Linked DNA regions of Homo sapiens: region 1 is linked to region 2. A link is an interaction called in ENCODE POLR2A ChIA-PET data of the cell type or tissue named here. Cell type or tissue: GM12878. All regions are shown on one strand. Links, peaks and the distances in the headings refer to the core of each region. The heading gives the core; the rest is flanking DNA.

Region 1 (2,922 bases), core at 206-2,705, 160 kb before region 2:
GAATTAGGGATTTAAATATGAAAATGATTTGGATTAGTCAATGAGACGGAGAGTTGTATTTAGAATAAATCTGTTGTGGAAGATTTCATAGCTTTCTGGTGGTGCTTAACACCCAGTGCGTGGGCATGGAGAAAACAGATGGTGAGGATTGTCTATCACTGGGGAGATGCATAGTGAGAATAATGGAAGGTCATGATATTCTGGAGAGGACAGTGTTAAAATGGCTGTTGGACAGGTTTAAATTATATAGGGAGACAATAAAGCCAAGTGGAGGTAAAGAGCAGGTCTACAACTAGAACATAAAGTAGTTGTGGATAAAGAAAAGGGGGGTGGTCTCTGAAGTTACAATCCTAGTGGATTGTAACTATTTTTTTTTTTTTGAGACAGGGTCTCGCTCTGTCACCCAGGCTGCAGTACAGTGGCATAATCTTGGCTCACTGCAGCCTCTGCCTCCCAGGTTCAAGTGATTCTCCTGCCTCAACCACCCAAGTAGCTGGGATTAAGGCATGAGCCGCCATGTCCGGCTAATTTTCTGTATTTTTAAAGGAGACAGGGTTTCACCATGTTGGCCAGGGCTGGTGTCGAACTCCTGACCTCAAGTGATCCACCTGCTTTGGCCTCCTAAAGTGTTGGGATTACAGACGTGAGCCACCACACCCGGCCTAGCACTTTTCAGTTGATGGCTCTGTTTTGTTTCTTTGTGGCTAGCTGAAGTGCAGATGAAGGTCTTAGGAGTTTTTGAAGGTCAGGGTGTAGAAAGTTCTTGAGCATCTTTGTTGAAGTCATTGAGAATAATGGCTGAATTTGGGAGCAAGCAGAATTGAAGTTATTGGGTAGGGGAAATAGGAGGGTGTTCTGGAGGTTGGTAGATGTTGCAGAAGGAATGGTTTCAGTGAGTAATGTGACTCCCAAGCGATTTTTTAGTGATAGGATAACAGGGAGTGGTCCTGGGGAGCAAGAAGCAGCAAGTCCTTTTTTATCAAGCTGAAGGAGTAGGAGAATGATATAGCTAGTCATGAGAGAAGCAGATTGTCCAGGAAAAGCCAGGTAAGATGAGACAGGTGGTCACAATAATTGGGCAAGAGTTGATAGTGATTGGAATCATTGAGCCACGGGAATTGAGAAAAATAGCTAGATTTGTTACATTTACCAGTTCTCTTATTATTATTATTTTTTAATTTTTCAGACAGGGTCTTCTCTGTTACCCAGGCTGGAGTGCAGTGGTCCAGTCATGGCTCACTGCAGCCTTGCCTCCTGGGCTCAAGCAATTCTCCTGCCTCAGCCTTCTGAGTAGTTGGGATTACATATGTGTACCACCATACCTGGCTTTTCTTTTCTATATATATGTATATATATATTTTTTAATTTTTTAATTTTAATTTTAATTTTTTTTTTTTAAAGAGATGTGGTCTTCCTATGTTGCCCAGGCTGGTCTTAAACTTCTGGTCTCAAGCGATCTTCCCTCCTTGGCCTCCCAACAGTTTGTTTATAAAATAAATAATACTTGCAAAATCATAACCATTCATGTGTAATATGCTGATATAAATTTAGCTGAAAGATATTTGTGGGTTAAGAAATGAGACATTGGAAACAAAAGATGAGGTGGAGGTGTATTAAAGATAAGGTAAGCTGAGTATGATGGCTCACACCTGTAATCCCAGTGATTTGGGAGGCAGGGGCAGGAGGATCACTTGAGCTCAGGAGTTCGAGACCAGCCTGGGCAACATAGGGAAACCCTGTCTCTACACAAAAATAAAAAATTAGCTGGGCATGGTGGTGCACACCTATAGTTCCAGTTACTCAGGAGGCTGAGGTGGGAGAATCACTTGAGCCCTGGAAGTCAAGGCTGCAGTGAGCCATGATTGCACCACTGCGCTCAGCCTGGGCCACAGAGTGAGACCCTGTCTAAAAAAATCAAAAAAATACAAAAACCCTGTCTAAAAAAAAAGATGAAGGTAAAAGACAAAAGATGTTCTATTGTTTGTTGACAATAGAACATGGAGAAGCTGATAGGATCTGGTAAATAGATGGACTGGAAATGAATGAGGAAGTTGAAGTTGTAGGCATAAGAGAGGAGAGAGTAGCTTGCAGCAGAGAAAATATGGAGAGAACATATGGAAAGGGGTTTAAACAGGCCATGGTTTGTAGGGGCGAGGATATTGACAAGCATCATTAAGTGTAATATTTTTATTAAACTGGGAAGTAGGGAGCCCTTGTATTCCCTGGGCTTTTGCAGCCCAGGCCCAGTTGTGCCAGCTGCATGGGCGGGCCTGTGCTGGCGGTGCACTTAGCAGCTGGTGGAGCAGCGGCGTGGAGCTGCATGGTGGCGGGTGGGCTGCCGCCCACTTGGGTCTGTGTGCTCTTGGCCCATGGCAGGGCAGGCAGGTGGGCGCTCGCTGAAGTGAGCAGGAAATAACTGATGTCAGAAACCTATTCTTTCTCTGTGCAAATAAGAACAGTCTATGCCACCCATGATAAAAGGTGGCAGTATGTCATGCCAGCTTTTAAAAAAATATTGTCAGTGATAGAGACATTGAGATCTCTATTTGTGTGCTTGAGAACCACATCATGTTTTCTGTTTGCAAAAACTGGCAAAAACTTGCATAAGTAAAGAGATTCGGGTAAAATGTGGAAGAATGGGGCACATGGTAAGAATGAGATGTCCTAAGGGAACTAAAGTGGACTCTTTACTTTCTTTTTTGTCTATAATGACTTTAATAATCCTGAAGTGCTGGGATTATAGACATGAGCCACTGTGCATGGCCCATATCAGAGTTTTTGATGTTCATGTTTCAGAGAGAGAGAGAGAAAGCATATTTAATGTAGAAACATGAAATGGCAGTGAGAAAAATATGACAAGGCACAAAATACGTAGTATTGGTGTTCCATCCTAGTGTAGCTTTGCTTCAGGATTAGTTCCAG
Region 2 (2,922 bases), core at 228-2,727:
TTGTCATAACATCATTAGATACAGATTTAAAAAAAAAAAAAAAAAAAACATGGTTAATACATTCCGCCTAGCTATGAATAGAGGGACTAGGTAACTTCAAACCTTCTTACTGCCTTAAGGTAAATTTCATCCATGGTCAGATATAGACAAAATACTGCATTTGCCATCATTTAATCGTCTGGGGTTTGCAAGGAAAGCCTAGATGCTATGGTAATGCCTCTGAAGTACTATTCTTGTAATTTGAATAAGGTGCCATTAGGTGGTGCTTTTACTCTGGCCGCCTGGCCTGATTGAACACCCTGGCTTCCTGTAGGGGAGAGTAACTGAGTTTTAGCTTACCTTTTCATTCATTTTATACTTTCTCTGGCCAAAACACATCTCTTCAGAATAACAGTTAAAACATTAGATAGTTCTATATTCCTAGAACATTATCAATTAATTGTAGTAGGATTAAGAGAAATACACATACGGCTGGGCGAGGTGGCTCATGCCAGTAATCCCAGCACTTTGGGAGGCCGAGGTGAGCAGATCACCTCAAGTCAGGAGTTCGAGACTAGCCTGGCCACCATGGTGAAACACCGTCTCTACAAAAATACAAAAAAGTTTAGCTGGGTGTGGAGGCAGGTGCCTGTAATCCCAGCTACTCAGGAGGCTGAGGTGGGAGAATCACTTGAACCCAGGAGGCGGAGGTTGCAGTGAGCTGAGATCAAACCCCTGCACTCCAGCCTGGGTGACAGAGTGAGACTCCATCTCAAAAAAAATTAAATTAAAAAGAAATACACATACTTCAGTATAATTCAATTCAGTATCTCTTTTTGCTCTTCAATAATTATCAAGTATAATTTAATCTAATTCCTAAATTTTTTCTTTCTGAATTTTAACACCTTAATCAAAGGGTGGGTGCGCTTGACGTGAAAAGTCTTTAGAGGTAGTACCTATTTAAGCTTTGATGCTTCTTTTTTTTTTTTTTTTTTTTCAATCATGGCTTACTGCAGCCTCAACCTCCTGGGCCTGAGTAGCTGGGACCACAGGTGCATGCCACCATGCCTGGTTATTTTAAAAATATTTTGTAGAGGCAGGGTTTTGCCATTTTGCCCAGGCTGGTCTTGAACTCTTGGGCTCAAGCAATCCTCCCATGGGCCTCCCAAAGTACTGGGATTACAGGTATCAGCCACCTCACCCGGCTTTGATGCATTTCTAATACAATAATGCTTTAACATTTACCACTGCTTGGGAGAAAGGTCCTATTTACATTCCTTTTGTTTTTTGTTTTTAGAGACAGGGTCTCACTCTGTTGCCCAGGTTGGAGTGCAGTGATGTGATCATAGCTCACTGCAGCCTTAAACTCCTGGGACTCAAGGGATCCTCCCACCTCAGCCTCCCAAGTAGCTAGGACCACAGCACATGCCACCATGTCTGGCAAATTTTTAAATTTTTTGTAGAGATGGGGTCTCACTATGTTTCCCAGGCTGGTGATGAACTCCTTGCCTGGCCTCAAGTGATCTTCCCGCCTCAGCCTCTGAAAGCACTGGGATTACAAATGTGAGCCACCGTGTCCAGCCTGTTTGTTTTTGATTTGTTGTGTGAATGTCTTCTTCCCCACACGAACAGTCAGAAAGAAAGAAAAAAGGGTAGTGTGGTAAAAACCACTCACCTGTGTAAAAATTCTAGCATGTTCTTTTCCCAGTTTGCAGATATCCGGTAAATCACATCCATGGTCACTGTCCCTGGTTACAGGCTTTAGGAGCTTACTGATTAACTTGAGGCAATGGTGGCTGAGCAACCCTCACTAAGCCAAAAATAGTTGCGTTCCTGCTCTACCATGAGTCTCCGTGTTCATAGAATTCAACTTAAAACCGAAAGCCATGACTCCTTTTGAGTCACTTTCCTTTTTAATTTTAGGTAGTTATTAGTAAAGAATAACACAAAGCAAAAACAAATTTAAAAACTTAGAGATACACAAAGAATTTTGAGGTAGACATTGATTTTACAAAAGGATTCACCATCTTTAAGTATTCCATGTATTCAATACATTTTAAAATGTGATTGAAATCACAGGAATCTTTTGGTGAATTCATCCACTGAATAAAATGACATATAGCCATAAATGGTATCCCTAATGCCAGGTCAGCCAAAAAACCCATTCTGTTTTTAAAATATTTCTAATAATGTGGTAATTTTTTCTTTAAACATAAAATAAGTTAGTTCTTGTTGTTGTTGTTGTTTTTCTTTGAGACAGAGTCTCGCTCTGTTCCCAGCTGGAGTACAGTGGCACGATCATGGCTCACTGGAGCCTTAACCTCCCAGGCTCAGATGATCCTCCCTCCTCAGCCTCCTAAATAGCTAGGACCACAAGGGCACACCACCATGCCCAGCTTATTTTTTGTATTTTTAGTAGAGACGGGGTTTCGCCATGTTCCCAGGCTGGTCTCAAACTCCTGGACTCAAGCGATCCGCCTGCCTGGGCCTCCCAAAGTGCTGGGATTACTGGTGTGAGCCACTGTGGCTGGTCTAGGGTTTTTATCATAGAAGTACTACATGCATGAAGTGAGAAGGATTCACACAATACAGCATGACATGAAATGAAAAGCCTTCCTTCCCTCTTCCTTCACTTCTATTCCCCAGTGGCAGTCATTGCTAATGGCTTCTGGTTTTCATGTCTTCTAATTGTTCTCACTGTAACTTTAAATAATATTCTTATACCTCAGTTTCTTAGGTTACCAATTTGTTATCATTTTACTTCCTGTTTCCCATATGAAAAATAGGACGTTGGCACACATACACTTCCTTCCATTTCTCTCATTTCATTTCCATTTTTTAATAGTTGCTTTATTATTTTTACATTGTCAAGGTTTATACCATTTTTTTCTGGAACTGTATTTTCATGTTTATTATAGTTGGTTATAAAAATGTATTTTATTT

The links. Peaks named below come from ENCODE experiments on the same cell type or tissue, not always from the same donor. Only the 100,000 strongest peaks of a DNase experiment are listed, where the experiment ranks them.
Region 1: POLR2A ChIA-PET joins it to region 2 with 7 read pairs; 6 of 35 experiments call an interaction of 5 or more read pairs at or near these places.

The regions. Positions count from the first base shown.
Region 1 is chr3:125,359,291-125,362,212 of GRCh38, reverse strand. All of the region lies in intron 1 of ZNF148 (zinc finger protein 148), which reads left to right. Among named protein-coding and RNA genes, the nearest start is that of ZNF148, 15 kb to the left of the region's middle. In GM12878, for the core only: no CTCF peak of the experiment used is centred there; no DNase peak of the experiment used is centred there.
Region 2 is chr3:125,199,757-125,202,678 of GRCh38, reverse strand. The region is part of intron 2 of SLC12A8 (solute carrier family 12 member 8); the gene reads left to right. Among named protein-coding and RNA genes, the nearest start is that of SLC12A8, 12 kb to the left of the region's middle. RefSeq lists an enhancer at 1,505-1,584. In GM12878, for the core only: a CTCF peak has its summit at 273; a DNase peak (open chromatin) is centred at 1,728; H3K4me3 peaks cover 894 bases; H3K27ac peaks cover 1,456 bases.